Regions from separate parts of the Mus musculus genome. Here regions 1, 3 and 4 are each linked to region 2. A link is a loop called in an ENCODE intact Hi-C map of the cell type or tissue named here. Cell type or tissue: gastrocnemius. All regions are shown on one strand. Region 1 overlaps Fggy (FGGY carbohydrate kinase domain containing). Region 2 overlaps Fggy (FGGY carbohydrate kinase domain containing). Region 3 holds the start of Fggy (FGGY carbohydrate kinase domain containing). Region 4 has its middle 87 kb from the start of Gm32240.

Region 1 (8,000 bases), 220 kb after region 2:
GAACATCTAGTACACACTGGCTGATCCTTTAAGTCCTAGCTCGTGGACACTTCCTATTTTGTGACTTCTGGGAGAGCTGGCTACTACTTTGGTACCTTTTGTTTTTGCAGAATCTAGAAAGTTCTAGACTTGCATTCTGGTGTTTATATCTGAATGGAATGTGTTTTCTTCTAAGGGTCTCCTAAAAGCAGGACATATAGCAGACTTTGGAAAATGTGTGATGTTTGGAGATGAGCAGATACCCAGTATGGCACAGTCTTGTACAAGTCAGTATGGAAAAATGCTACCTTCCCTGGAATGGTTCAGAGAAATGAAAGAAAGAAAGAAAGGAAGGAAGGAAGGAAGGAAGGAAGGAAGGAAGGAAGGAAGAAAGAAAGAAAGAAAGAAAGAAAGAAAGAAAGAAAGAAAGAAAGAAAGAAAGAAAGAAAGAGAGAGAGAAAGAACACAGGTGCTTAATATTATTACCACAACCACCACCAAAAAAAGATCAAAACAAAACAACTACATCTGACATTCTACTGAAAGCATTTAGTACACTGGCAACTTTTGCTTTGTTTTACTTCTCAACTGTTAGGATGAGTTAGTTCTCCCCTAATTCTGCAGGGTAAGCACTGTCCAAACACAGCGAGAGAAAACCAGTAGATGCAGACTCTGTAGCACATGGAAATCTGGATCAGATCCTGATGTCTGTATCCTAGCACCAAGATGAAGGCCTCAGAGTCCAGCACTTCCATGCCCGGCTTTCTCTGCTAGAAGTAGAACCACCACGACTTGCTCTATGCTTCAGAACTCAACTAAGACAGAGGCCTCTTCCTTATTCCTTGAGCTTCTGGGATGTTCACATATGCACCCAAGAAGGGTGCTGCCATTCCTCTTACTCCAGGCTCCAGTGACTAGCTCGGCTCTCTTCTCAGTTGCCACAGAGATGCTCTCTTGTCTACAAGCTCCATGTTAGGAAACCCTTAAAGATCTGCTTCCTATTCTCTAAAACTTATCTGGAAGTCTGAGCAGTAAGTGTTGATTAGTGCTAGGTCTTTTGCATAGCCACACCTTAACTTCCTCAATTCTTCCTACAAAAAAATGTAATGATGCTATTGCTTTATTAAACAACTCTACAAAGTGCCTACATGATGGCTGGGCCAGTGGAGGCACACTCACTGTCAGATGGCTGAGAAGTAGCAGAGGTAGAATATAAGAAGAGATGACTTTGTTCTTAAGACACATCTAGCTCTTGGCCCTTTGTTCTGAATTCCGTGCTTTGCTCATGTGTTCAGAAAATACTCTCCAAAACTGCACAATAAAACTTTCCCCGCAGATGCGCCGATAGTGGTTTTTCATCTGGACACAAGCTAGAGTCTTTTGGAAAGAAGGAAGACTCTTCCCAAATGAGAAAACGAGACTATCTGATTGGTTTGACTGGTCTGCAAGCCTGTGGAGCACTTGCTTGGTTGATAATTGATGTGGGCCAGCAGAGCTCACTGTGGGCACGGACCTCCTCAGGCTAGTGTTCCTAAGAAAGCAGACTGTGCAGGCCTGAAGGAGCACAGCAGTAAATAACACTTCTCCATGGCCTCTCATCCATCCCTGCTTCCAAGTCCCTGCCCTGACTTCCCTGGACTACAAGTCGTAATACAAAATAAGGGCATTTCTTCCAAAGTTGTTTTTACTTAGTATCATCTCTATCAATCTACCCATCTACCCATCCCTCTATCTATCTATCTATCTATCTATCTATCTATCTATCTATCTATCTATTTATCTATCTATCGCAATAGAAACCCTAAGACAAGGAACATTAGCACACAAGGCTAACTTAACCCTTTGCAAGATTATGATGCTTGACCTTGTTCTTTCTTATCATATTTCTAAGCATTTTTTAACATGAAGGAAGAATTTTCCCACCTTCAGTCACATTCCTACCTTCATCTGCTGTGTCCTATGTACCAATGGCACTCATACAGGTGATCTACTTCACTCATCATTCAGCATGTAATAAAGAGCTGTAGGTTATCCTTCCCTGAGCTACATGATAAAGAAGAACGATGGCTAGAAGTGATATGATGAGGTATGCCTGTCAGCTCTACTACTTAGAAGGCTGAGACTATGGTCTTAAGCCTGGGCATTCAACACCAGCCTGGAGAACATAGTTAGGTTCCATGATGAGACAGGAGAGATGTAGAGGGGAGAGAGGAAGAGAGAGAAGAAAAGAAAGTGATGTTAAAACTGTATACTCTAACAAGCATTCAGACTTTTCATCCGTACTCTCATAGAGTGAATGAAGGTGTACATACACACAGATAAGCAGGTATGTCCTATACCACATGATGTGTGTGAGTCTAAGGTTCTCAGAAATGCAAGAATCCCTTCTTCAGAATTATCTTCATACCTCTAATAGTACACACAAGACAGGAATAATAGAGAAAGGAGACTTCTGCTGCACATAAGCATAGCTGGAGATGACAATATCACTGTGCCCAGTAAGTGTCAGGACAGGAAGTAATTCTTACAAGGTGCTATTGTAATTCCTGTTACAGCTAATAAAAACTCATTCTGAGGAGTCTGTGCAGGGAATGAAGAGCTTTAGCAAATTAGTTTTGACTCTCAGTCTAACTCTGCTACTATAATTAGTTTCTTCTCTAATCTTCAGCTTGATCATCTACAAAATGGATATATCAAAGGTACCTTAGAAAGTTAAACCAAGAAGTGAGAAACAATTCAGATAAAGGAACCTATATAGTGTCAAAGTCACAAGCCATTATTCAAGGAATAGTAACTGTCTTAAAGGCTACTGTTATTACAAAGCTCACAAGGGCTTTCTTGTGAGTTCAGCTTGTGGCAGCATTATTATGTCAGTGTTCTACGAGTTTTTAACACAATCAGCCATCACAATAACCCCAGTAAGTACTGACTATTATTGTCCCTTCTCTTTAGACAAGACAATGTTGACACAGATGCCCCTTAGTCAATAACTACTAGATGTCTGACGTGTCCCATTTATCCCAAATGTAGGTACTTCCAATATTATGATTCCCACAGCACCACCACATTTATGTACCCCTCATGATAACACATCTGCAATTTGAAACCACATTCAGCATCTCATGCTGAATTGATATATTTGGAGAACAGAAGTTCATACAGAAAGAGATACTGCCTTGCATTCTTAAGAAGATCAGGCTGTATAAGTAGAGTACGCGATTACTGTTACTCTTCTACAGAAACAGAAGCAATTATACCGGAGATTGTATAATGCTAATTTGCCAGCCACATCCTGCTTAAACCAAGCTAGACTTCTAGATTTTTTTTCTACAGCATTTAAGGACATCAGAACTACATAAAACATATCAAAGAAAAACTCAAGAATTTCCCTTCATCACTTTCCATCTTATTCTTTGAGGCAGGGTCTATTAATAAAACACAGAGCCCACCAAGAAAGCTAGTTTCACTATCCAGCTTGATCAGGTTCCCCAGCCTTCTCTGGCTGGAACTGTAAGCATGCTACCATGCCTACTTGGCATTTATGTGGGTCCCGGGATCCAAACTCTGGTTCCCTTGCTTTTTTCCCAGCAAATGCTTTAACTGCTGAGCCATCTCCCCTACACTTTTTTAAAAACTTTTATAGTCAAATAATCATGATCAATCAGAATGAGATAAAATTAACTGCAGCTGGAGGAAAATGCTGATGTGGATAGCTGAGAGCATCGTGTGAATCTTGCAATAAAAGGGTACATGACCACACTGTAAGTCGAGGCCCAGTCTCCCTCCATTCCCCTACATTCTATCTTGCTCCAACTACAGCAGCTGCTGGCTTTTCCCACAAATTACTCCTGAAAAAAAGCACAAATTTAGAAAGGCCCCATTCTTTAGATGTGCTTTTAAAGGTATCAAGTCCTGGATCTGCATGGAGTTTTTCTTTTTTTTTTACAGTTGACAGCTCTGACCTCAGTGCATGCTATTCAAAGGTCAACGCCTTTGTGAAATGGATGCCACTGTTGTCAAACACGCATGAGCTCCCTTTGAAGTTGGAGGCTTCGATGAGCTGAGGCTAAAGCTCTCTCTGTGAATGAGCAAAGACAAGGGTAAAATATTAAAACAGAGCTCTGTAAGTTGAGCACTCTTTTAAGCCAGGCATGGAATAGCGCCCTGCTCTTTTGTGGTGTAGGGCCCACCATTAATGTCAGCCTGCGAAGGGAGGGGAGAGGAGTGGCATCAGCAAACAGACATCAATGAATCCCACACTCTTCCCAGTGTTTAAAGCATCCATGAAAATGCCTCCCTGAGAGACCCTCTGCTTCCAGTGGCATCTTCTTTGGTCTATTTGTTCGTATTTTTCTCCATGTTCTGTGGCTACTTTCTGCCCAAACTCATTACTATAACCAAATATTTGAGTTGTTTCTGTGGCCATTAGCACTCAGGAAATCTCACTGTGTTCTTATCTGATATTGCTTGGCTTTTAGTTTAGTAAATCATACTATCCCACCGCATATATCAGCAACCATGGTATGTATACAATGCAATGGAATAGCAGAGGAATTAAGGTTAGTTTGTGCAGACTCAAATATCATACAATGCAATAATTGATCCTTACAAATAGAAGGTCAGATATCATATCCCTCTGACAGAAGCATCAATACTTTCAGTCATTAGGTCTAGACTTTTAACAATTAACCCTTTAACAGAGAAAACGTTGAGTGAATATTCTGATATTATTAGATCACCTTTCTGAAAACAAGCAAATTTGAAACATAAAGAACTGAGACTGGAACCTTTGTTTTCCCAGATAATGTACCCCCCAGATTTTTTTTTAAACTAAGAGCCATTCTGGAGCATTCCAGATTCCTTAGTTCATGGAAAATCTATAATCCATGTCTTAAAATATTCTCTGACAATGATGCTAGTGGCTATACCTAACACTTCTAATTTCCCTCCAACATACCAGCACCACATATGTATCGCTCACATATCTGATAAACCCTCACGATGCCACTGTGAGTAGGGAAGGGTCCTCCCACTTGACAAAGCAGAGACTGTTGCACTATAGTCAATTTCAAAGGGTACAGAATGTGCACCCCATTCTGAGTCCAGGTGGAAGTCTGGAATTCTTGCCTTTCCTGTGCACAGTCCAACAGGCAACCAGACTGAGGTTTCTCTGAGAAACATGATGATCTGTATATCTCCACTATATCCTGGCATATATTCCCTATATCGCTTGTAATCCCTGCAGTGACGAGCTCCACCTAGGAGGGGAACCTGAGACAGCTGACATGAATGGAGGAGGGCTTCTACTTTATAAGCTCCATCAGCCTGAAAGCCATCAGCCAGATGGTAGAAACAAATCAAACTACAGCCATCAAAACAGATATACCCCAAACTTGAAAGCTATCTCAGAAATTTAGCATAGTTATCCACAAAGCTCAATTTCAGTACACAATGTAACACAGCTCCCAGTGAGCTTCCCTCAACGTGCAACTCTTTATAAGAATACAAAAAAAGGAAATTGCCAGAGAAAATAATTGAGGTTTAAACAGTGGGTCTCGAGCATTAATGACATCAGAGTACCCCAGAGAATCTGCTAAACAGACCATTCTGTCTCACTTCTTTTTTTTTTTTTTTTTTTTTTTTTTTTTTTTTTTTTTTGGTTTTTTGAGACAGGGTTTCTCTGTAGCCCTGGCTGTCCTGGAACTCACTTTGTAGACCAGGCTGTCCTGGTCTGTCCCACTTCTAATTCAGTAGTCTGGGTTACATTTCTAATACATCTTCAACCAGATTATCAGGGCCTGATGTGGGTCTACACTTAAGAGAACACTGGGTTGACAGTGTTTATTTACATAATGAATCTTTACCTTAGAAAACTGTTTTGTTTGATTCCTTTCATAATCTACTGAAGAAAACAAAAACATTAATGGGTACCAATGAGAGGTAGCATACACCATAAAGGTAAATAGCCTTAAATTCTGGGATTCAAATCCTATCTCTAAGACTCAAACTGAGTTTTCCTATCTAAAGAATATATGTGATAGTAATAGTAAAGATGTTGGGAATTGAAGTAATTAGTACATCTAAAATATATCTGTGCCTAGTGAACATTAATACAAGTAACTATTAGCATGAACTAGTAAGGTTATTGCTATATAGTCATGCATCATTTAATGATAAAAATGCATTCAGCAAAATGCACTGTTAGGTAACAAATATCAGAGTATACTTACACAAACCAAATGTTATAACTTGTATATAACTGTGAGCTCTCAGGCTAGAATTTCATATATCATGCCATTGTACTGATTACTAGAGTCAACTATAACACAATGACAAAGATGTGTGTGCCTAAAAACATTTAAACACACAAACACACACACACACACACACACACACACACACACACACACACCACTGTAAAGGACAAATGGTCTGGCTTTGTAGAGTGCTCATTCTGAATGTAGCTGCTCTTGATGAGCCAGAAAGTCCACATGAGTTTATGAGACATAACTTTACACAACTAGAAACTATATAGAGACTGTGTACTTAAAGCGACACTAAATTCACTTACTATACTGTTCTAATAAGAAATTAACTTTAGCTTACAATAATTTTTATTACTTTGAAAGTTCCTAATTTTCCTTTAATTGTATGTCTTGTAAAAAAAAAAAAGCAACAACAACAACAAAAAACAACTCCAGCTTAACTACAAGCACATGGTAAGCAAAAGAAATGTTTAACTCTAATATTTACAGCCTTAGGTGTGGTGTGTGCTTGGCACATAATAATATGGCAGCAACTGTGGACAGAACTTTGTAATCCCTGCACTCTCCATGTTATAGACTAGCAAGGATGATACCCATAAGGAGTTATTTCCAAACACTCTCTGCTTGATCCGATGACTGAAAGCAGGGAAATGGAGATGCCATAGTCACCTTAACTGGGAGACTAGGCAGGCTTTCAAAGCATTTCTTAAATTGAAAAATACACCAATGGCAAAAACGTAATTGTATGTAACCTATATACCATATATCTTTTCTGGAGCAAAGTATGTCTTTTAAGTACAAAAATATAAAAAGAACAAGTCTTTCCAAGCTATCCTCCCAAATTTCTTAGCTTCTAACTGTTGGGAGCCTGGCCAAGCAAGGCTTTTTGTAGGCACAAATGAATGGAGGAAGAAAGGAGCATCTTGTGTAAAACCAGGGTCATGCTTGACAAGGTCTCTAATGGCCTGGGGCCAGGGCCTTGGTGGTATTGTGACTTTGAACCCTGAGGATCCAACTCTTCCCCTGCTAAAGGGCAATGGTTATCAGTCCCAAGGCCACTGTGCACATTTGAGATATCCTGCGTTCCTTTTGTGCCACATTGATTATCATGCTGACTTCCTCCCATTGTGCAACAGTTTTCTGCTGACTGTCCCATTTTTCCATGAATATGTTATATAAGATGCTTTCCTATTTTCATAAACACTTCATACATATGTCTGTACCCCTGGTCCTCCTCTGGTTCTCCTCTCAGGTCCAGGTTATCTAACAGGTGTCATGCACATAATAAATAATCCAGTGAGTTTCTGAGCTTTCAGAGCAAAAATGTCAAGGACTGATCACAGTGCCACAGTGCCGTGTGAGAAGGCTAGAACTACAGGAACAATGGAGGGGAGGCTCAGTCAGCTCTTCAGATAAAGAGACGGACGCATGGGATAAACGATACAGGGTATAGAGAAAAGATTTATCATGGCTCACAGATTTAGATGTCAATCTGATCAGCCTGCTCTACTGCTTTGGGCCTGCTGCAAGGCAGGACATCCCAGTGGGAGTGCATGGCAGAGCAAGCTTTCTCACCTTGAGGGCACAATGGAAAACTACATTGGCAAAAGTCTCAGTCAGCATTGCCTTTAAGGATGAAGTCTGATGGCCTGAACACCTCCCTCCCACCAGCGTTAACCCTTTAAAGGTTCTATCATCTCTCAAAGGGGTCAGACATGAGGGTTCAAGCCTTTAGTGCATGGGCCTGGTGGGGAA
Region 2 (8,000 bases):
CCTTACCCAGTGCCTTCCTGGCCCGAACTGTGGACTCTCAGTGGTCTTCACCACCACACTTTACCACTGCCATTGAATCTGCCTGAGAAGGTTCCAATAAGGCCACAAAAGAGCAAGTGGGTCATAAACTACACACCAAATGGCTGTGACTATCTCTTTGTGTCTCAGTTTAGAACCAGGTGCTTCTGGATTATTCCTCTGGCCCAGTAAATGGAGCAAGAAAGCCCTTTGAATATGGTTCTCCATGCTCTCTTTCTATACTGAATTTACCTTGCAACATCTCTCTCTTTCCAGAATGCTCACAAGAACTCTGAGAGACAGTGATTCTACCAGCCTTACCTGTTACTGTTTCTCTACCATCTAACACATTAGTTACTGCCAAGACAGACTCCTTGTTCTTTTCATTAAATAGACACAGGACTAGTAGAAATCTTCCAGTTCTTTTTATGGTACCTCTTGTCACCTTTGAGGACCTTAACTGCTGGCTTACACAGCATCTACCACTCTTTTGTCCTTAGAAAAGACTAGCAAAATGCCAATTCTTTGGTTAAGTAAAATCGGGCACCATTACATCTGTATGACACCCAATCCAGGAGGTTCAGAAGCGTATTTATATATTAACATCTCGATGGACTTGCACTATGAAGATATTTAGTTAATTTAACTTGAGCATTTTCCATCACATAGTTAATTTGAGTACTGTCCAGGCCAGTGCTTCCCAGTGTTGTCTTTTAACATGTCAGAGCGCAGTGTTTGGGAAATCATCACTTGTAGAGAACTTGTTTCATTAGTAAAGCTTCCTCTTGTTTCTATCAAGCCTTTGGTCCGGTTCTCTCTTCCTACCTAAAACAGCATAGAAAGAAAGGCAGGCCTAAAACTGGGTCTGATACAAAGCCACTGTAGGCAAGACTCCTCTGAAGACAGAAAGGGGCCTGTGACTGATCGGAGCACTCTAAAAGGCACCAGAGCATCTGGTGAGTGTGAGTACTGCCATCAGTGCCCCACGGAGGTGTTGAGCTTGACATACATATGTCATTTCAAATGTTCTTCCTGCTCCTTCCTCTTCTCCTCTGCCATCCCTGCTGTTAACACTTATGGCGGCCTGCCAGGCAGCCAGCCTTTCTGTGCCCTTCCAGGACTCATTTAAGCCTCATCTCCCACCTTACTAAGAGAGCACTGGTGTCATCCCCATTTTCCATGGGGTAAACTGAAGTGCAGGGAGAATGAAGAGAGCCCAGATTGTGTAAATCAGGCAGGGCATGTTGCAGATTTATAATAGGAAATGTTGCTGGGAAGCTGAGGCTCTGAATATCTGAGCCTTGGGCTTTTTACTAAGACAAAGGAGAGAGAGCAGCCCTGTCTACCTCACTCCAGCATGAGTTCTTCCAAACCTGGCTGGAAAATGTTAATCACATTACAGTTTACTAAGCACTTCCATATCCCTCATTATATCAAACCTCCTGACGATGGTTATGAAATATCACTGTTCTATTTTACGGAGGTTTGAACGGACTTCCAGAAAGCTACTATAGTAATACTGACTTAATATGATCGCCTCTCATGTTTGTCAGTAGACTTGCTGAAGTCCACAGGATACAGTTAAGGCTCAGACTTAAATCTTCCAAGGCTGAGCTTAAGTCCCCCCTCGTCCCTCCAGCATGGAGCTCGACACCATGCCTCTAGCACTGTCAGACCAGCTGTAGCAGAGAGCTTACAGCATCAGCTCGGTATGCTGTTGATGTGGCTTTTTAAAATGACTCAACATTCAACATTAATTTTTCTCCCATTGCCATGGTGATGGCTTACTACTGCTGGAAGGTGACCATGAGATGGCCAAGGCAAAATTATTTTCCTTATTTTCCTAATACTCTCCAGCAACTCGTTTTTGTTATGGTTGTTTTCATTTTGCCCTTTAATCTAATGGAATGAGGCTTTTGCCATATAATATGATTTGGGGCTTCTCAAACTGGGATCCAGGTTGAACCTGCAGTGGTCACTTAGGAGTTCAGGAGACATTCCCTTTTCTCAGAACAGAAGACTGTGTGACCAGCTTTGGTTCAAGCACCATCTATGACACTAGCTATCTCATCATATGAAGAATATTTCTGGGTCTTGTCTCATTCATTTGAAATAAGGAGGCCTATTAGGCAAGGTTAGTTCATGAATTTATATAACACTAACATAAAATTTAGAATGCAATGCATACATAAGAAACAGGAGTAGCAGTTGCAACAATGAACATAATAGCGATGATTACTGTTTTCAGAGAACAAATGAGACAGGTTCAGAGTTAGGAGTCAAAGACATTTATTGTCATTCAGCTATCAATCATGCTAATTAGCTCTTCCATCAAACCTGTTCTTTTCCTTTTTAACTCTTGACCCAAGATATAATATGCATTTACATTTATTGTTTCACCATCTTGCCCACTCAATTGTAGATGTGATGAGGATTTTACTTGTCCAAATACCTAGGGCTATTTGCTTAATGAATGAAAAGGATTTGCCAAGCAGCATGTCTGTGTCTGGCTGTGTTAGACACTAGAGATAGGGAAATGAGTTAACCGAAATTCTTATTCTTGGGGCATTTACATAAAGGGTCTTTATCAAGGACAAACATGAAGGGAATGGACATCTACCAGTGACTCTATTAATCTAATGGCATGGGTGGGATTAAACCTTACATGATGTTCCAGCACAGGGTCGGGTCCTGATATCTCAAAGCTTTAAGTGCTGAGAAGGAATTAAGCTGACACTGTTAATTCCAACCTCCGTCCATCAGCAAAGGATGATGGTGAAGGCAGGGAGGACCTGTTCCATGGCTCTTCCCAGATGTCTCCTCTGGTAGTGAAGCCAGAGGTCAGAGTCCCAGATAGAAAGCCAATCTCAAAAAGCATCCTGGGAAGAATTCTACCTGCAAGAGCTGACAGAGAGTCTCTTTGTAACAAGTCACCAGACACTGTCTGATAGACGGAAGCACCTCCCTACTAGAGAGTCAGTTTGACAGCTGTGAAGGTACACAGCCCCATGGTGACAGCTTTCCAGTCTATCTTGCTTAATAGTCAGGCTACTTTGTCATTATTTTATCATGCATCTTTAGGTATCTAAAATTCATTCATTATTTCCTGTTAAACAATGTGGCTCAGCCCTTGTGTTCAGCGGGGACCTTCTAGGGTGGTCTATACTGAGGAAGAATAAAAAGAGTGACGGGGTAAGTGGGAAACACATGGTACATTCTCTTAGATGTTGGCTTTGCTGAGGTTTCATTGCTTAACATGTGTGAAAAACGTGAAGTCTGACCCTTACAGTGTAAAGATGAGGAGACCAAGTCTTGGTCCAGGTCACAACCAGAGTCATTCAGTGACTGGCATACAATATAGATCAGAGTGAGACTCATAAGGAAAGTGGAGAGCTGGTGTTGGTGTGGACTGGAGAACAGGCTGAGTCCATCCACAGTAGCACTGCTCTCTAAGTGGTTGGTGCTCTGTAATAAATGCTTCCCTTCTTAGCCAGATCGAGGCTATGCCTGAGGAGTTTCACCTCCGCTTTGGCTCATTGCATGCTTATCCAGCTCTAAAGACTGGATAGGATTGATTAAAGTTGGAACTTTATTTTGGAAGCTCAGTTTAGCGAGGTCAGCACATGCTCAGTGCTCTCAGAGAAAATTTATAGAAGTGGGTTTCAGCACTTCATGGCGAGCCAAGCCTAGTGCGGGTATTTGCATTCTTATCTGAGCTTCACCTCTTACTGCCTGTGACCCAGAGAAACAACTGTGTTTGCAGGTTACCATTGTTGGCAAAGTGCCAGTGATACCGGGATGGCTCTGGAGATTAAATCAGTCAGTAATCAAGACTACAATTATCAGCTGTATGTTCAGGATGAACCTCTTCTGCTATCAGTTTTAGGATGCCCTGGAAAACAGAGTCCCATCTCCCCATTCTACTACACTGAATCAGAAACAAAGCAGTCTGTTGTTTCCTAGGAGGCGAAGCACATGCTTAAATGTCCAATTCAGGACTGCTTGTAAATTTCTCCTCTAGCATCTGCAGTCATCTCATTGGCTTGTCCAGGTCCCACTCCAGCAGATGGCAGTAGGTGAGACTGGCCTGGCCACAGTGGGAAGAACTGCAACCCCTCAGCTCTGTTCTAAGGACAAGCTCCTCTAGACCAAGGTGCTAGCTGGCCATGAGGAAGGCTCTGTACTGAGCTAAGATAGGCTGTGCACCTCTCCCCTTCATTGGCCTCTCAGAAGGTCCCTTCTCCAGGCTGAAATCTTAGCATGTGCTGTTTTGCAGTACCGTACCTTGTCCACAGATGTGCTCTAGAGAAACAAACTGTTAGCTTAGTGTTCTGGGAGCTTTTAGATAAGGCACCCCCTTCCTACTGCACGGTTTCTCACAAGCTTAAGTGCTTTTGTTTTTCCTTCTATTCACAGGTGGGATTAATTTACACTTCACCTTGTTAATTTGGGGGTGGGGTATAATCAGTTCTAAACTTTTGTTTGCTTTCTTAAACAGGAGGCTGCTCTACCAGCCCCAATGCCAGTGGGCTGTGCTCCTTACAGACCCAGTGTTCTCTCCAGTATTGCGGGCTTGGAATCCTTCCCCAGACTAAACTCGTCTGACATCATTCTGTCACTCTCACTGGCACCTCTACAAATCGTCATACTGCTCTCCCGCCTGGTCTAAAATGAACGTGTTCGTTTACCCTCCAATGCCCACTCACTGTGGAAGCCATGCTTTGAGGTCCTACTTCTGTCCATGACTGGCAGGCCAGCCAATCACGCAATGGTCCACTCTGGTTTCTGGTTATTGCTTTTAAATCTCACTCACTGTCAGATCCTTGATGGTAGGAACCTGGCTGGGATTTCTTTCTTTTTTAAATTTTAACCTAAATTCTACTTGGCATGCTCTCATGCTTGGCTCTCTTCAGGAGAAAGAACATGGAATTAGGGATAGAAACATTCCAACTTGTGTACAAAGTGTGAACTTGATTAAGTAATTTGTTTTCTCCTATCAGCCAGTCCAGGGGCAAAGGAACCGGTGGTATATAATACGGAGCGAGCAGAGCAGTGCTGGGTACGTGCTCTTGAGTGCAAACTGGCCAAGGGCCAGGCTCTAGGAGTAACTTGGTGGCACAGCATTTGCTTGGCACAAGGCTCTAGGTTTGATCCCAAGCATCACCAGCAGAACTTATCATACATGTAGAGAACTAACACTGAACACAGGCAGCTAACAGTTATCATCCACTCTGCATCTATCTGTCCTTTTCATTGAGGGATGACTCACGCCAGTGACTGTGCCAAATATTTTGAACATATCATCACTTAATCTCCTCAACCCCCACATGAGGTGTACACTCCAGAATCTCAGTCTTTGAAGTAAGGAAACAGGTTTGGAAAGGCCAGTGGATTTACCCAATACATAGTTATGAAATCTGAACCTGAGACTTGAGCTTAGTCTTGCATGATATCAGAATCTGTGCTCCTATTTACGGTCCTATTTATTGGGTGAATTATACTGTATAAAGTAAAAACAAAGAGGGGTTACTAGATGAGAAAAATAAAAAATTCCTCACTGGAAAGACACTTGATAAACTGTAATTCCAGGCTGGCAACCACTAATACTCTGAGCACTAAATGTATTCTTTAAAATTACAGATTAAAAACACTTAGAACATATAACATATCATCTCCAAATGAAAGTGGAACAGTAGCAGCTGTCCAGCCAGGGGGGAAAAAACCCACACATATCACTTACTGCAGTTTATAAAAGTTCAGAGCTCTGACATGAAGGCTGTAGTGTGTTTTCGCTTGAAGGATGCCAAGTTCAGGGACCTTCCTGTGGGCTTGTTTACTGACATCTGATACACTTCAGCATCTGCTCCCCTTCTTGATTGATGCGGTGCTTCACGTTAGCACTCCTCTCGTGCCAGACTGGTAAAGAGATTTAGTTCTTAGGCCCTACACTCCCCAGCCAGTAATGTCACTGTGCTAGAAAACTGGCTGAGGAAGCAACCAGCCAAAGTAGCATGCTATTCATCTACCAATCTGTAGGCTCAGTGACACCCCTGGAAACCCCACAAGTTTCTGTTATCATGCTGAGCTTTCAACCTGGTGAGACAAAATAAATTCTGTTTCTATAAAACACCCATGAAGAAACTGATTTCTAAGTTAGTTTGTAAAGAAATGGTAATTTTAAAAATTTGGTCCCAGGAAAAATGCCATCTCCTAAAAGTAGCTTGTGTTCTCAATGCCATGACCAAACACCACATGACCTGAAATGCTTTCCAGATCTGCATTCACGATGTAATGTTCCATCAAACTAATCCCCTTAATCCAGGTCAGAGACAAACTGCCACATCCCAAAGATGTTCCCTGGGGCTCTCACCAGGCCATGGCTGGAGTTTCAGTGTCTGCCAGTAACACTTCTCTAGTAAGTTTCTCTAGCCAGGCTCTCCCCACGTTTACATAGCCTGCTGTGGTACCTGAAGGCTTTGAGTATGAGGATGTAAGTACTTGGCGTGTGATTTTTATTCTAGTAGCATGTTTACTCACTTATTATAATCATCCTTAAGTGTCATACGGATACCAGCGACCTACAAATAAACAACTTGTTTCTTCTCTCTTAGCAAAACCACTAAGATCAGCATAAGTGGCTGCAGTGCTACCGCAGGGGAGGTAGTGACGCAGGATTAGCTCTGCTGCCTGCTCACCTGCCCCACCTGGTAAGAGTTACTGTTACCACAGCTGTAGGCTCAGCCCTGCCAGTCTTTCCAACAATGAGAAGAAATAGTGTCTTCCTTACTACTGACTGCAGGGACATCTGCTTTATTTCCAACCCCTAGCACAGCCATCTCTGAATAGGTATCTTCCACAGCATGGGGCATGAGGGATATATTAGTGTGTCTGAAGTCAGGCCACCTGAGTTTAAAACCTCGTTCTACTACTAACCTTCAAAAATCTTGTGCTTTAATTTCTTTCTATAAAGTAGAATAATATATGATCTATCTGGATGAGTTTGTCCGGAGTGTTGAATTAATGCAAAGAATAATAATATTAGTATTTTTCCTAGTAACAGGCAGTGTGCTCAATGGCTTTCATTCTCAGATTTGTACCAACTCAGTAAGGTTTGTTAAAAAGGAACTGAGGCTCGATGATATTATGTAATGTGTCTTACCAAGTTTGCTCACATAGCAACTTAGCAAGCCATAGACAGGCCATCACCCAGAATGGAACAAGGTGGTTCAAGGACCACTTTCTCTCGGTGTGTCCCTTAATTTCCTCTTAGCCTGCTACAATGAATCCAGTTCTGTTTCCTCCCCTCTTCCTACACTTAGCATATACTTGCCACAATTCCACATGACTGGGTTATGTTAGCAGTTGTTACTAAAGTTTATTATACTGCACAAAGCAGAGAGTAATTTGTCCAGTTAAGTCTCTGCTTTTCTATGCATAGAGAGTTAGCATCCCACTCTAGGATCATCTTGAATACAAAGGCCCTGGGCACAAAGCTCTCTACATGTTCTGTTGAAATGGCATCTTACTGGTAGGACTTTCTTGCCCTCAAGACAGTAAGGGTGCTTTTTTGATGGTCCATTATCTCACTGTCTAATTATTATAATTTTAACAGAGAAGGAACAATTAAAGTTGTTTTGCTTTATATGTGTGAACATGTCTACCCCTTATGGTAAGAGTTATGAGGCTATGTGTGCATGTGTGTGTGTGTGTGTGTGTGTGTGTGTGTGTGTGTCACACTCACACGTGTAAAACATGAGGAATTAAGTAATTCACCTACAGTAAATGGCAGAGTCAAGATTTGAAGCAAGCAAATCGTCTTCACTGTTACTTCGATCATGGCTTTCCCAGTCTGTGTAAGTGCTCTCTCCTCCTTCCCCTCTCTAGTCCAGGCAGTGTTGTGCACTTTGTATGTTCCCCTCATTCATTCTCCTACCACCTCGGCTTTTCCTGTCTCATTTCAGCTTTCCCAAGGATGGCCCTTT
Region 3 (8,000 bases), 310 kb after region 2:
TAGGATGGCAGCTATTTTGCTTGAAGGATAACATCCTAAATTAAAAAAAAAAAACTTGAACACTAATACAGTTTTGGGTCTCTAGAAGGCTTGGAACAAAAATCCTCTGCAGATACAAGCAGCAAGGGAATTCTGTAATATCACCACCATGTAGAATCTAAAAGCCTCTAAGGTAAAACAGAAAATAAAATGATAGTTACCAGCAGGTGAGAGGCAGAGGTCATGTGATGTTGGTCAACAACTATATACTTTCAGTTATGAACTGAAAATCTTCTGGAGATCCAATGTAAACATGTGATAAAGTTAGCATTATATTCTTGCAATTTGTTCATAGAGCAGAATTTAAAATTATTCATCCCCAAGGAAAACGAATACTATGTCAGATGATACATGTCTATATACACATATAAAAAACATGATTTACACTGATATAACACTAGATAGATAGATAGATAGATAGATAGATAGATAGATAGATAGATAGATAGATAGATAGATAGGGTTAGTTATACCCCACTAAAGCTGGGAGAGGCAGAATAAAACATAATCTGGATAAACCTGTGGTGATAATAATGTAAAATGTTTACTGTCTGGGAAGTTAATAAATCACATTATTGGTGTATCTGTGTTATCTGTGTGACTGTTCCCAGAGAGGATTAACTAGGAGACAAGATCCATCCATGCTGGATGTGAATGGCACCATCTCATAGCAGGATGTGATCAAACAGGGACCGAGAGCCCACCAGTCTCCCTTTTGTTGAGTTTCATCTTGTGTATTGTGGAACCAATGTGTTGTAAAGAATGTTTCCCCATTAGTTTCTGATTAGTCCAATAAAAGGCTCCTTTTCTTACAACGATAATCTATACATTATAAAAACAATTATGAAACAATTATGAAAACTATCATGTAAGAATTACATTCACAATGTTCAGTCCATTTGTGTTTGGCAACAATTAGATCTAACTCTATTATCTATCCTGTCTTGGTGAGTCCAGAGTTCCATACTATTATTTTCCATCCTAACTTCTACTACAAACCTAAAAACATCTTAGACCTAAAGTCATCTCCCTGCTGTCCATGATGTGAGTTGTTCCTACCATAGTGAACTGAAATCGTGAGCCAAAATGACTTCTCCTGCCTTAAGTTATTTTCTCATGGGTTTCTCATAGCAACAGGAAGTGTAAGGAGGCTTTTAGATCAAATGGCTTTGTCGCTGGCATTCCTCACATACAGCTTCAGGCCCAGATGACTTTGCTAGTGAGTTCTACTAACCACTAGAGAGAAAATGTGTGTGTGTGTGTGTGTGTGTGTGTGTGTGTGTGTGTGTGTGCATGCGCATGCGTGCACACGCGTAAAAATACTCCCTAACTGATTCTTTAAGGCCAATATTAGTCAGAAAATATAACTCAGAAAATACAAGAAAGGAAAATTACAAATCAAAACCCATTATCATCAATGATGCTGGAATGCTTAAAATCTCAGCAAATGGAATCTAAAATATACAGTTAATTGTATGTCAGTCACTACTACATGGGGCTGCTACTAACTACCCTGGCTGAGAACACCTCTCTGCCTGCGATCATCTCAAGAGTTAAATGATCTCTATGGCACAATCCAGACAAAGAACTATGTCAGACTCCCCTTCTGGCTGGGAGTTTAAAGACGGGGCTTTCCCCAACCTGGTGTTGTTGTTGTTGTTGTTGTTGTTGTTGTCGTCGTCGTCCTTAAAAAGGCTAATAATTGGCTGTAGTTTTTAGATAAAGGTTATAGAAAAAGAACTAAATTCCAGAAGACAAAGCCCAGCAAAATTCATGAGAGCCTGGATAAGAACCTGGCACCCTTCCCAGAAACACAGTGCTCCACCAACTGGGTTATTCCCTCCTCCTTACTTGCAAACTTTGACTTCCTAATCCTAAGCCACCCCCCCCCCTCAAAAAAAATCATCCATAGGCCCTCCTCATCCCCTATTTTCCACCCCAGACCCCATCAGTCAGGAGCAGTCCTCTGGGGCTCTTATTCATACAGCCAGGGCAGAAGCCTTTAAGTCAAGACCAAGCATGACAGCTGCATTAGAAGGAGACTCCAGAAGACAGACTAGCAGCACCCCCAGCTAGCAACAGAAAAGAGAAACATCAGGACTCACATAGCTCACAGTAAAGACGGGAAACCCTTTAAAAAGGACAAGAAAATGAAACAAAAGACAAATCTACAAATCCAGCCACAAACTCAGACTTTAATTCTTCCTTATGGATTTGCTCCCTAAAAGCACAATCCAATGGGACCTTTTGAATTGACACACACACACTTGATCAAAAAAGAGTCAAACTTGGCCACAGTTTGCCCTTTAACTAGGAGAAGAAATTCGAGCTAAAATGTAAGCAGTGCTCCAGTGAATGGACCAGTGACAGAGGAGTTCCCCCACAGTGTGTGTCTCCATCCTGAAATGGTCATGAAGTTCATAAACATGGAAAGATCCCCCTATACCCTTCCTGGCCTGCAGCCCTGTAACAAGACAGATGGCATTATCCCATTTAAACTGAAGTACGCACCAAACACTATCTCCAGATGCTCAGCTTCTATAGCCTTAAACAGCACCAGCCTTGAAACGCTTTTACATTGCCAAACTTGAAATCAACGACTTAAAATGTTTAGAGAATTGTCCCCAAATTGGGGTGCGGGGCGGGGGTGCATTGCAAAATTCTCTTTTCTGGGAGAAAGAAAAAACACTTTATTTAATTAACTGTACACTACTCAGAGAGATAGGGCCTTAGGCCCCAGACATCTGTAGGGCAGTCATTGGGATGCAGTAAAGGCCTCTCCCTTGGGCAAGACACCTCACCCAGAATACACAAGAAACTGAAAGGCCAACCAGTGGCCTGGCTGTGAGACCCAAAGGTGAAGGAGGGAAACATTTAGCAGGCTAGAGAAGCTTTTGGGGGGAGCTGGCTAAGAGCCTGCGTGCCTGCAAGAACCCCTGGGAGGGTCACTTACTTGTCCAATATGAAATCACATTCTAGCTAGCAGGCCAGCAGGCCACCATGCACAGCCGCACCGCACCCAGCAGGGCGGTCCAAACAAGCTGTGACTCCGCCCGCTTCAGTCCAGCCCCTCCAGCAACCCTTGTAAGGAGCAACCTGATTGGTCCTTTGAAACGGGCACCGTGAATGGCCAGTACTTGTGAGCCCTGCTCCTCCCCACTGTACTGTAAGTCTTGGGTTTGCATTTCAAAATCCTTTCGCTGCCTGGATTTTAAAGATGCCCAGGCAACAGAGACGGCTCAATCTAAGCAATCCCCTCTGAGCGCCAGCTAACCTAGCCAACCTACAGTATGTGGTGGATATTTCCTGTTAAATCGCCCTCGGCTGAGCACCAGGATTGCTATGGGCTTCAATTCCTTGAACCCTTTATACCTGGTGCTTTTCAGGAACTCTCACACTTTATGCTGTGGTCGAGGCTTTGAGGTAGAGACGACACCGTAAATCTAAAAGATAGATGACCCCTGCCTTTGAGAAGTTGACATACCAGTAAGCTACATGGACTCTCGGTACCCTCATCGCTAGATACTGAGAGTCCAAAACCGGTTTGGCTTTTTTTTTTTCTTTTTTTTCTTTTTTCTTTTCCTGGGGACTATTCCAAGGTTGCGAAAACCAACCCTTCTCGATAACAGAGACTTCCTTAGTCAGACCTAGTGTGTTTATTATGTTAAGACTAGTATCCACATGACCTGAGAGTAAACGAGTGATCGATCTCTCTCCGTCATCCAGGTAAGAACTCGGTGAGGCTGAGGCCACAGGATTAGTCCTGCACTCTCCTGGAGGTCTTGGTTTGGATTTATTTTCCTCTACACAAGCAGTGTTCAACCTTCTTTGGTGACCTATATCAGATATTTACATTATGATTCATAACAATAGCAAAAGTAGATATGTGAAGTAACAAAAAATATAATTTTATGGTTGGGTCACAACAACCTGAGGAACTATTATAAAGGGTCTCAGCATCCGGACAGTTAAGAACCTAACTGTTAAGATCTACACTATGATTGCATTTCCAGCTATTCAAAAAATTGTCTGCACAGTCTCAGATCTGTTACTTAGTCATGTGGACCAAGCATACAACGGGAATTATAATATTAAGACCTGGTTGTCTTTCTTTCCGGAGCACTATGAAGAACAAATTAAGTACCAGACATGTATATGTTTTGCAAAAGTTTGGATGCTTAATACACATGCTACATTGGCTCAGCTCTTCCTTAATGTATCCCAGAAATGCAACGCGCCTGTTGCCTCACAGTCTATGGCTTGGGTGGGAACCTGAAAGGTCTCCTCGTTGCTAAACATAAACTAGTGTGTTGGCCTTTGTGGATAGCTGTTTCTCGTCTTTGCTGTATTTGAGTTTTTATTTGAGTCCTCTTAAATAGCATATGACCAGTAGCAAAAATAGTGTTGTGGCTGGGCCTCCAGCAGCCATTTTAAACAATAAAAGGACCTTGGGATAAAAGGCACACAGAGGAAAGAAACACGGTGAAAGAAAGTGAGTCCCTAATGCTGTGTACACCAGACCAGGCTGAGTCCAAAAGACCCCACAGCTCAACTAGCACTAGAAATCAGGTGACTGACCTCTACTACAGAACCATCTGAAACTACATCACAGAAATGTTGTGCAAACGGTCGGATGCTTAATACCTATTATGCATTGCCCCAGCTCTTCCTTAACCTATCCCAGAACGGAATGTGTCTGCTGCCTCAGGGACTATGGGAAATGTACATTTTCAGGCTACAATTTATGGAAAGAAATAACAAATCTTGAGTACTTTATAAAATACTAGCTGACACAATGTGGCTGAAAAACAGAAGAGGAAATGGCTCCATGCAGAAGGCAGCAAGCACATGGGATTGCCTTTCTTCATTAACAGTCTGCTCTCTGAAAATCTAACTCACTCCAAGAAACCAGCATCAATCCCATTGGAACCCAGTATTCCCAGTGACATAATTACCTCCCACAAGTCCTCACAACTTACATGTTCTACCACTTGTCAACATCACCACACTGGGGACCAAGCTTCCAGCATATGAATCCTGTGGAGACTAGATCAAAGCATATCTAAATTACAGCAGTAGAGTATACAGATGTATACATATGAAGTCATGCTCACTCTTATACACATGTAGTCACACAGCTGCAAATTAAATCATGATACAAACAGATATACATAGACACACTGATAGAAATCACACAACCACATGTGTAGCCAACCACACTTTGTATGACCATATTTGTATAGTCTTACATTACCACTTCATCCTCATATATCATACATATAATTATATTTAGGCACACAAGCACATAAATTTAAAGATACAGAAAAGCATATGTACACAAATAAACAGATGTATGCATAGGCATACATGAATACATAACATCGTTAATGTAAACAATTCCTCATCTACTTTACATGACAGATTTCTGTTAACAAATGTTCTACAGGGAAAAGAAGAATGTGTTCACTTTTTGCAAATGTTCATTGTTTTCATTCATTAGTCATTGAGTATTTGATGGCAATATATAGATATAAGATAATAAAGAGTACACTCAGAAATGATAGTGGCATCTGAGTGCTAAGGTCTGTCATAAAAATTAATGACATTATTGCATAACATATGGGCCAGAATTCCTCTTGGATCATATATTCTCAAATATTTATTGCTCCCATATCCTTGAATAGTTTGAATGCCTCTGGAGTTGTAAATAATGACATCAAGATGTAAGATTATAAGGATTATAAATTATTAAGGATTATAAATAATTCTTTGCATTGCTTGAAAAACTGTAACTCAAATTTGTTGAAGCAAATAGCCACTTTTATTGATTCACACAATTGGGTGATTTAAGAAGAAACTGAAACTCATAAGAGTCATCCAGGAATTCCAATTATGTCTTAAATGACCATTTATTCTCCAGGTTTCATCTCTTAATTCCTATGATTGCTCCATACTCCAGTGGGATCATGCCACACAGCAGAAAATATGGCAATCAAGTGCTTTGACATCACCATACCTTCATGAATCTTGGTTGAAGAAAGGCAATAGTATCGTCATACTCACAGTTCTTGTAAGAATACCAGATATGTGTCCAACCCTAGGGATGGGCTGGGAAGATGTGAGCCTCACACTGGTGAAAGAGACAAGATGGGGATGGTGAAAAGATATTATAAGGCCATGAATGAATATCAAAAAATGTACTGGAAGAAAGTAGAAAAGAGGAGATCTAAAGCTTTGTGACAGTATTTATAAGAAATGATGAACTCACATACTAAGACGGCATTCTTGTGATGTTATAATCTCACACATTCAAAACAAACTATGGTGAAGAAAAGAAAAAGACCTAGAGGGGCCTGCGGAGGGAAAGTGACTGAGCCAAACTGTGAATGGACATGATGAAACTATCCCAGTCAGTGAGAATGTTGAAAGCCTTGATAGATGTTCATGTCTCATAAACACATCTATTTGAAATTACATGTTTCAGTATGTGTCAATTTTACATCTAATGTAAAAAGCAAGATGTAGCATAGCTGGAAGTATGGGGTAATAGGAACGATGTAAGAATTAGCAATGGAAAGATTCTGGTAGTTGTTGGATTTGGATGGCGGACACAGAAGCTCATTAAATTCCTTGTTTACTTTATATAAATGTATATATTTAAATTTTCCTTAAGAACACATATTTTAAAGCAAAGAAATTCAAAACTATGTAGTAACTACCATGAAGTCTATAGGAACTAAGTGCTGTGGCACCGCATAACCTGAAACCGTTCCTTGCTAAGGAAGTGGAGGTATGGGCAAAGTGAAAGAATCGCTCTTGGAACAGGTATCCCATGCGTGTGACACTGAACTTGAGATTTGAAGTCAAAGAAGCCATGAAAGTGCCCTGAAGACCCAGTGGTGGTCAGAGAACACTATGGTACTTTGAGGGCAAATGACAGAGGAGCAGATAATGGACAATGATTTGTGCTCATAGGAAATACTCCTTTCCTCATAGTGTTCATAGCAGCAGTGTAAACAGGACATAGGGGTCCCAGGCAGGACATGCACAGGGCATGTAATCTTGAGTAATCTAAGTAAGATGTAACCCTTTGCTGCTCTAACTTTCCTAACAATCAAATGAAAAAATTCAAGAAACGTATACTTTCAACACTAGGAAATGTTCTAGAACCATACATATACTGTGTCAAAGCAAGAAACAGAATGCAAGATCCAAGAACATGAAATTCCAAGAGGTTCCCAAATAAGAAGATATTTAGTGTAGTCGAAGCAGAACAGTTTTATTTAGCATTTAGTATCACTTAAATAAGGAAATATATCACTTAAATAAGGAAATATATCACTTAAATAAGGAAATATCCTAAGACAAGAAATGTTAGCAGTGAGGCTGAAGCAGTGCCCCTGCCACATTCCCCACCCTTTTGTACTTGGCTTCTGCGATGCTGTTGTTTCTCCATCTGAATGCCCAGACCACCCAATCCCCAACTTTTTGTGTCTCTGTCTATTTATCTTTTTTTTTCATTCTCTTGCCACCCTAGTCAGGTCTATCCCTTGGAGCCACACTGGATGTGGCAAAAGTGTTAAATGCTAATAAAAATTAAACAACTTCTAAGATGGATTCTTTGTCATATGGTGGTAAATTTTAAGGTGAATTAACAAAAATGGTCAGAAAATAATTATATATACAATTTCAAATTGTATTCTTTCACTGAGAAATATCTACTACTGCCTTAAAAGATGCCTTAGTTATTGTATATATTGCCCTAAAAGCAGGATAACAAATATTTAAGGGTCTTAGATATTCTATAAACTTTATATAAAAAATAAAGTGATCTGTTAAGTTTGGTTTTTAATTTTTATTGAAAATATTTCTTTTCATACAATATATTCCAATTATAGTTTTCCCTACCCCAAGTCCCCTTGGATCCTCCCCAAAAGAACCTGAGACTAGACAGGCCGTGA
Region 4 (8,000 bases), 570 kb after region 2:
TTGTGCACACACATAAGAAGTGGAGACATGAGGTTGTAATTTGTGCAGAAAGTGATCAGAAGAGATGTCTCTGATTCTGTAGTTTTTAAGTGGGCAGAGTCATAAGGGAAATGAAGTAAGCCAAACAGTTACTTGTGAAGATTCTGTCCCAGGGCAGCCATGGGAAGGAAATGCAAGGACCAACTGCAAAGTAAGAGTGTATGGAAGTGTTAGAGGCAGTGAACAAGACCTAGGAAGTATAGCAGAGTTTGGGGAGGAAGAAGAACTAGAGGGGAGGCTCAGGAAGAGCTGGAGGCAGGTCTTGTTGGTACTCAAGCCAGTGGAAAGGACAATGTTTCATGTGAGAGAGAAACCCAGCAGGGATTTCATCAAGTTGATCAGGCTCTCTCTAAAAACTCTGTAGAGTTGTGAGTGAATAGATGTGAGAATAAGAATGGGGAGCTGTTCAAGGTCAATGCAACACCTGCAGCAGGAGATGATGGTGGCTGAGGTGGTGGTGCTGGGATTGTGCATGCCACTCAAGAGCTCTGCATTTTACAGAAGAAGGACGAGGAGGAGGAGGAAGAGGAAGAGGAGGAGGAGGATTCTAGAATTCTGGATATACTTGCAAGCCAAGCCTTTGTTTTGATGTTCCCTAATTTTATTGATATACATTGTCCCTTCTCCTCTCCCTCCCTTCCCCTCCCCATCCTGCTCTCTCCCCCTCCCTCCCCCTCTCTTCTCTCTCCTCTCCCTCTCTCCCTTCTTCCCTTGTCTCCCTACAGTGCAGGATGTAATTCCCAACTACTGCTTCAGCATCTGCCTTTATGTTGCCATGTTTCCTGCCATTGTTTGACAAGTACAAATTGCACTTATGTGGCATATAACATTACAGTTTGGCTGAGTCATCTTGCCAGCCTGATAGAACAATTTTTGATGTTTTCTATAGTAGATAAATTAATTTATATTTGCATCATTTAAAAACAAGGATTTCATGTCTTCTTTACCTTTGCCAGTATTTACCCCAGTCCTCTGCAAGAGTAACAATTGCTCTCTTCAATTCAGAGCCTTTGCTCTACTGACTTTACTTTTCTCATTTTATGAAACAGATGTTTTCAATGTAGGGTTAAGCTTCATAGTGCTGTGGTGGGCAGTGATTATAGGAATTCCAGTTATGATAGATCATTCAAGGAATGGAGAGGTGATAGATTTTAGACATCTTTAGAATGCCCTATGGGAGAAGACAGGCTATATTGCAAAGATACAACCAACCATTTAGAATAAAGGTTTTGCACAAAACTGAGAAAATGTTACTTACAGGTAGCAGCCGAAACCGCTAGGATAAGTTAAGAATTGTCTTTCCTCATTCCTATACCATGCATGTGAGCAACATGTATCATGATAAGGGGGAATCATAAGACCAGAACAAGAAAGAAAAGATAAAGAATAATTGTTCTAGAATATTATGTTAAGGAAAAGCAGGAAAAAGGAATGCATTTCCTGAAGGTATATTTTTTAATGATATACGTACACGTACACATACACATACATACACACACACACACATATATATGTATATATATGTATATATATACATATATGTGTTAATTAGAAAAAAGAAAACAAGTTAGTCACAAGGGCATAAATCCCTCACACTGTGCTGCCTGAGGCTTGGGTTTTTCATTGTTACAGAGCCACCGAATCACCCAAATACATCTAAGGTATTTGGTGGCCAGTGTTTCTGTATGGAACGTGAACTTGCTTTATTCAGCTGTGTGGTGTGTGGACTCCTTGAGGAAACTGTGCACATAGTAAGTTTCATGAAAAACATTTCTGTGCTTTAGAGTGTGTCTCTGCATGTTTTGTCCATTAGTGCCTGCTCTGTCAACCCCAGGTGCCTAGGATCAGCAGAACTAAGCTCCTCGTCTAGCTTCCATTATCTAGTGACATCTTTAAGTTCAGATGATCGCTCTGCTCTCAGCAGTGGAATGACCATGTATACTTCTGACCCCACTCTGTGTGAAAGACAGTGGGGCACTATGATTCTGGAAGGGAAGTCGGGACAGCCAGAGGAGTGGGGTATCTAGAAACCCTTCAGTATAAGGAAGAGCTGAGAGCATAATATGTGTTCCATATGAGAGTAGATTACCTGGGAAGGATGTGAAAACATCTTCAAAAAATTGACTTCATTCTAATGCACATTGAGGCTGTGTTAAAGAGATCGATTCGAGGGCACCATTCATAAAAACAAACCAACCAACTAAACAAACAAACAAAACCCCCAAACCCCTGACAGTGTTTGCCACCCAACAGTGAAATGAGCTGCCTTGGGAAGAGTTCCCATTCTTGGAATTACAAATAAGTTGGGTTCAAGGAGCAGACCTGAGATTTAACTGCATCTTCCTGGATCTCATCTTAATTTGCAGATGCTCTTGGGGAGATGAGAGCCAAGACAGGAGCCCAGCCCTGTCGGCTCCACATACCTTCGATTGACAGTGAAAACATTAATCAGTGAATACACTCTTACGCATAAAACCATGCTGCCTGGGCTCTCAACTTCATTTTCATTACCCTCTCCTCAAATTTGTCTGATACTATAGCTCTACCATAGGGAACAAAATTGCATAGGCTTTTTCTAAATGACTATTAAACCTGAGGTTCCTTTTCCATCAAGACGCACATTGTCAGCTTGACCTGAGATAATCCTAACTCTTCTGAGAGATTTACAGGAAGGCAAATACCTCTCATTCCTCAGGCTTCCGGGACCATGTGATGACCAACTTCAACCAGCTACCAAGAGGCCCCTATCCCCAAAGCGTGCCTTCTTCCTGGTGTGGCCCCAGGTCAAGGCCAATCCATTTTGCAGTGAGGGTAGGAATGTGAGGCTTGTCTCTCCAAGAAGATCCAGATGTTATGTTGATCTTTCATGACTGCTTTTGCTAAACGACATATGGTGGAGTCCTTGAGAGTTGAGTAAAGTTTTGTTAGGAAAGCTAATCACCGATGGCCAGGCCCCCTGTAGGACAAGGGAAATGTAGATGAAAATATAGAAGAATGAGCCATCACAGGAACTGGGGAAGAGAAGGCAGTTTTTAAGCCAGAGAACCTAATAGTCCATGTAGCTTGACCTCTTCATTTTATAGATGAGGCTTCATTCTATAGATGGCTTCCATGAAGTCACTGACAAGATCCCTGTTGGGGATGGATGGAGGATAGTCAACAGGGTACTTTTTTGTTTGTACTTTGTTTGTTTGTTTGTTTGTTTGTTTGTTTGTTTTTGAGACAGGGATTCTCTGTATAACCCCGGCTGGAACTCTGGAACCCTGGAACTCACTCTGTAGACCATGCTGACCTCAAACTCAGAAATCCACCTGCCTCTGCCTCCCATGTACTGGGATTAAAGGCGTGCACCACCACGCCTGGCTTAACAGAATACTTTCATGATGCAGCAAGTTATCCCTCTCTCGATTTATGCCTGCAGATCTTTGTTTAGCTTTGTAGATCTTGTTCATCTAGTCTTGGTCTTGAAAACTGTACCACTTAAGCTTGAAGAAATTCACTACACTCAAATGCCCACAGACATTGATCTATTCTAAATTCTCTGCTTCCCATGCAATATCACATGTCAAAATTTTACAACCCAAGGTGATAATATTAGAAAGTGATGGGGCATTGAGATCCAATTAGGATGGAGCCTTTGTGAGCAGGATTAGTGCCTGTGTCCATATATGATGCTGTAAAATGTATTACAGACCAGACTATCTATAAGTAATAGAAATTTATTTCTCCCAATTCTGGAAGCTAGAATGTCCACAATCAAGCTGATGTGGAGTATGGTGAAAACCGATCTTGACTTTTAAGATGGTCCCTTGCTCCATCCTCTTGAAAGGATGGATACTACGTCTTCACATGGCAGAAAGGACGAAAGTGGGCTAAGTGCCCACTGGAGCTTCATTCTAGAGGGTCAGAATCCCCTTTATAAGGAAGGAGCACTGCTGACCGAGTGACTTCCCAAAGGCCATACCTGGTAATATTCCTGTATCAGAAACCAAATACCAACATGAAACACAAAGAGTTGAACCACAGCAAGTGCTCTTCTTTTAGCAAGTGCCAGACCACTTCTTTACCACTCCCGTGAGTGGGGAAAAGGCCAGAAGCCTTCATATTTGAAGAACTAGGCCACTGACAAGCACTGAATCTTCAACACCTTGACCTTAGGCTTCCCATTTTCCTAAACTTTAAGAGACAGTTGCTACGGTTTATCAGTCCCCAAGTTTGTGGCACTTTGTTCTAAGTTCAGGTAGATATTCCATCCATGAAAGGTGCTGAATTTCCTACGGGGGGGGGGTGGGGGGTGGGGGGTGTCATACCTTAAATAGGACAAAGAAGAACCCCTGTCTATAAGCAATCAAAGGGAAGTCCGCCATCTAGTGACAGTAACTGTGGGTAACTATCCCACTGGGTAAACAGACTCTCGAGAATTCAAATCAACAGTGAGGGATAGTGTTTAAGTACAGCACAGAAGCAATTTTTTTTTTTTTGAGACAAGATTTCACTATTTAGACCAGGCTGGTCTAGAACTCAGAGATTCCCTGCCTTTGCTTCCCAAATGCTGGTATTAAAGATGTGTGCCAATATACCAGGCCAAGCCCAGAAGTTTGAATCATCAAAAAGGAAAGTAGAATTTAGTAATTAATTAAGTAACATTACTACTCTTTAATTTTTCTTTCCACTGGGTCTAACCTTTCCTGTTATGGAGAGAAAGAGATGCAGTCCCTCCCTACTTTTCAGTATAAATAATTGGAGCAATTTTTATACCATGCACTGGTTAAATTCCTGACCATTACTACAGGGTCACCTGCCTTCTCACTTCTTCATTTAACAATGATAGAAAACTCCATTTATTCTAGGCACAAAGATGGTTAACGCTTAGTCTCTGGAGTCTCTGGCACATATATCTTAGCAGGGGAAGTGGAGAAAAATAAAACAAAACACAAACCAACAAAACCACAATTACAACCAGATACTGATCATGATGAGGAGAGCGACAGGTAGTATTGGGGCAGCACACACATACACAGTCCATCTGGGGAAATGCATCTGAGATCAGAGAAGGTGAGCTGGGGGAAGAGTCTGGAATGAGGAGCATTTCAGCAAAGGACGAGCAAAATCAGGCGTGCCAGGTTTCATCAAGGGGAATGAGCCAAGGACCAGTATGAGAATGTGGGAAAACTGCAGTTTGACAGTCATAGGATTAAGTCACCAGGGCACACCAAGAAGGAGGCTGAACCTCATCAACCAAAGTAAAAAACTTCAGGTTTCATATTGTGGCCAAGTCTATTGGCAGTAAAGGCTAAAAACTCTGTCCCAAGACAGAGCCTGTTCTCCAGAATTCCAAATTTGAATGCTGTAAGTCAGCCAAACTCCAGTTCATCAAGGTCCCTGCCACACCTGCTTGCCCATGCCCTCACATGGAATGTCTGTCTGTCTGTCCCTGCCAGGTGCAGTCCTTGCTCCCTTGAGTGTAAAGTCAGTTTTCCACGAGGAAAGGAGAAGGGCATGATCAGACTCTTGCCTTACACCGGTTCTCTCAGGGAGATTTGGAAAGGTCCCCTGGGGGCAGAGAAATCCCTTAGAATGGCACTGCAAAGGTCCAGACAAAAGCTATTAAACACCTATAGCTGTGTCCTGGAGGCATAGTGCCACAGAGGAATGGCAACAACTGTGGAGCTTTTGATTATCACTCCCTCCATCATTCTTCGAAGGCATAAAGAGGCTCAATAATCTCAATGAAGTGTTGACCTGGACTTCTGACTCCAGGATACGAGACTGTACATTTCATCCATCACAGCCCAGGAGCCATTAATGTGGTGTGATGAAATGTGACTCAGCTGAAGTTTAGTACAGACTTTGGGATCCACATGCCTGAGGAAAACAGACCTGAGGGAAAAACCACTGAAGAGGACACTGATCCTGTGTGCTTGTAGCTTGTTGATTTCAAGAAGGGCCTGAGCCTATCTGGGCTGCAATAACAGTATACAGTACACTGGGTGGCTCATAAAACAAAAAAACAACAAAAGAAATGCCTATTCCTCACAGATCTGGAGAAGTCTCTGGCAAGATTCAATCTCTTATAAGGACATGTTACCACTGTGCCCACATGGTAAGAAGGCATGATTAGTCCATTTGTGTTTCTTTAATAATGGCACATATCCTATTTAGGAGGCCTCTACCATGATCTAGTCACCTCATAAAAGCCTACGCTCTAATATCATCACATACAGAATTAAAATGTCAACATATGGATTGGGGGGTGGGGCACAAACATTCAAACCACAGAATCTGGCAAAAAAAAAAAATCTTTTCATTTTCCCCTCAGAAAATAAAGAGAAAAAAATCTAAATGTGTTTATATAGTAAAACGTAAACACTAAGGCAGGGTTTGGTTGCGTGATTTGCTTACATAATCAATGTTTTAGAACAGAGTCGTCAGAGGATCCTTCCTAGAAGGACACTAGCGGCCTAGACTGAGACCTTCCATCTCTCCACAAACACTAAGGAAAATTTAGAAACAACCTTGTGCCCTGAGTAGCACCTCCAGAAACTGAACTGCTTCCCCTAAGACATAAAGTGCAGTTCACCAGCAGACAGCATGGACATTGTCAGAAACAAACAAGGAATGATCTAAGTATTGCACAAAGGAACACGCAAAGGGAATGAAGCATAGGAGGAATTTTTTTATTAAAAAAAAAAAGTCTAGAAAGCATAACTGATAACATGACTTCTGTTCTTTATCTCTCACATAGGTGACCACATCTCACTCCATTGGTGAGAGCTTGACTTCACAATCTGATGCACTTGGCTAATTATCACAAAGGAGAAGAGGAAAGGTCAGGAAATACGATTCCTTGCTGACTTAACTGCCCTTAATTTCTTTTTTAAAAGGTTTCTTTCAATATATCACTTGGGAACTTGAAATGCTGGATTCTCTGGCCCCTCCTTACATTGCTTGAATTAGAAGTTCAGAGGTTTAGGTCTAGTGGTCACCTTCCACAAGCAAGATTCTGATGCACTAAGGACTTGAAGCCATTGCCCTTAAAGATAGCAGCACACAACTAATGTTGTATTGAATTCATCAATGAATTTCTGCTGAGTTGTGTATTTCATCCAAGTGGGGAAAGTTCTACAAACTCCTACAAAGCCCAAGATGTTATTGGTCAGGGTGGAAACGGGCAAACAGCCCCCTGGGAGGTTAGGATTCAAGTCTCACATTAATTTTGAAATCTTTATTTCTTGCTCTGACTTTGGCTGTGATGATGGCTCCATTAGGAAACCTCTCCTCTCCATCCTAGGTTTGTGTCACATGTTCTAGCTCATCACTCCACTGCTTGTCATTGTTTGGGCTTGTTTTCCCAATTCTGAGCCAGAGAGAGGAGAGACGTTTGCCTTTTTGTTTGTCCTTGAGTTCCCAGAATCTGGTAGTTAGAAATTCAGCAAATCTGTAATTGACCGAACACTTAGCTCACCTTTGCTGGGAAAGAGCCATTATGGCCTGAGGTGGTTGCTCTTCTGGTTGCCCTGAGCCTTATTCTATCTCCTTCTTTCCAACTGTAGCTGCTGGGCCATTATAAATGCTGGATATTCAGGCTACGGTGAACTCTGAAGTGGTCTTCAGCATCACACCATATCACAGTCAACACCACATCCATTGATACTTCACAGTCTGCTACCCCGTGCTTCTACCCCAGAATTCAATACCCACCATATGGGGGTGGTCCATCATGTTCTAGTGTACCCTCGCTATACAAGAGGCCACAGTGAATGACTTTCACTGACTGATTTATTCATCATTCCAACATCAGCTATGTAAGGCTATTATAGAGATGAAGGAAAACCAAGCCAAAAAGCAGTGACTTGCCTGAGTTATAGAGCTAGTGGGTAGCTGGGGTTCAGCTTGGATCTATGGCATCAGACTTCCAACAGATATCTTTCTACCTCTGTTGCCTCTTCATTGAACTAAAA

What was found. Peaks named below come from ENCODE experiments on the same cell type or tissue, not always from the same donor. Only the 100,000 strongest peaks of a DNase experiment are listed, where the experiment ranks them.
Region 1: it touches region 2 in a loop (2.1-fold over the local background); 2 of 42 quality-filtered maps call a loop at or near these places.
Region 3: it touches region 2 in a loop (2.0-fold over the local background); 7 of 42 quality-filtered maps call a loop at or near these places.
Region 4: a loop joins it to region 2, with 6 times the contacts of the local background. A loop is called at or near these places in 18 of 42 quality-filtered maps.

The regions. Positions count from the first base shown.
Region 1 is chr4:95,640,298-95,648,297 of GRCm38, reverse strand. All of the region lies in intron 5 of Fggy (FGGY carbohydrate kinase domain containing), which reads right to left. Among named protein-coding and RNA genes, the nearest start is that of Fggy, 87 kb to the right of the region's middle. In gastrocnemius, no CTCF peak of the experiment used is centred here; no DNase peak of the experiment used is centred here.
Region 2 is chr4:95,859,171-95,867,170 of GRCm38, reverse strand. The region is part of intron 14 of Fggy (FGGY carbohydrate kinase domain containing); the gene reads right to left. Among named protein-coding and RNA genes, the nearest start is that of Hook1, 100 kb to the left of the region's middle. In gastrocnemius, a CTCF peak has its summit at 4,082 (motif pointing right); DNase peaks (open chromatin) are centred at 3,804, 4,095, 4,655, 5,120 and 1 more place; H3K4me3 peaks cover 509 bases; H3K27ac peaks cover 5,040 bases.
Region 3 is chr4:95,552,584-95,560,583 of GRCm38, reverse strand. It overlaps Fggy (FGGY carbohydrate kinase domain containing), which reads right to left and starts at 3,077. Exons shown (of 16, transcript NM_001113412.1): 1 at 2,993-3,077. Gm40206 (a long non-coding RNA gene) reads left to right here and starts at 3,218. Exons shown (of 2, transcript XR_867942.1): 1 at 3,218-3,765; 2 at 5,960-7,166. In gastrocnemius, a CTCF peak has its summit at 3,039; DNase peaks (open chromatin) are centred at 1,878 and 3,120; H3K4me3 peaks cover 1,886 bases; H3K27ac peaks cover 2,684 bases.
Region 4 is chr4:95,290,728-95,298,727 of GRCm38, reverse strand. No RefSeq gene overlaps it. Among named protein-coding and RNA genes, the nearest start is that of Gm32240, 87 kb to the right of the region's middle. In gastrocnemius, a CTCF peak has its summit at 4,415 (motif pointing left); no DNase peak of the experiment used is centred here; H3K27ac peaks cover 498 bases.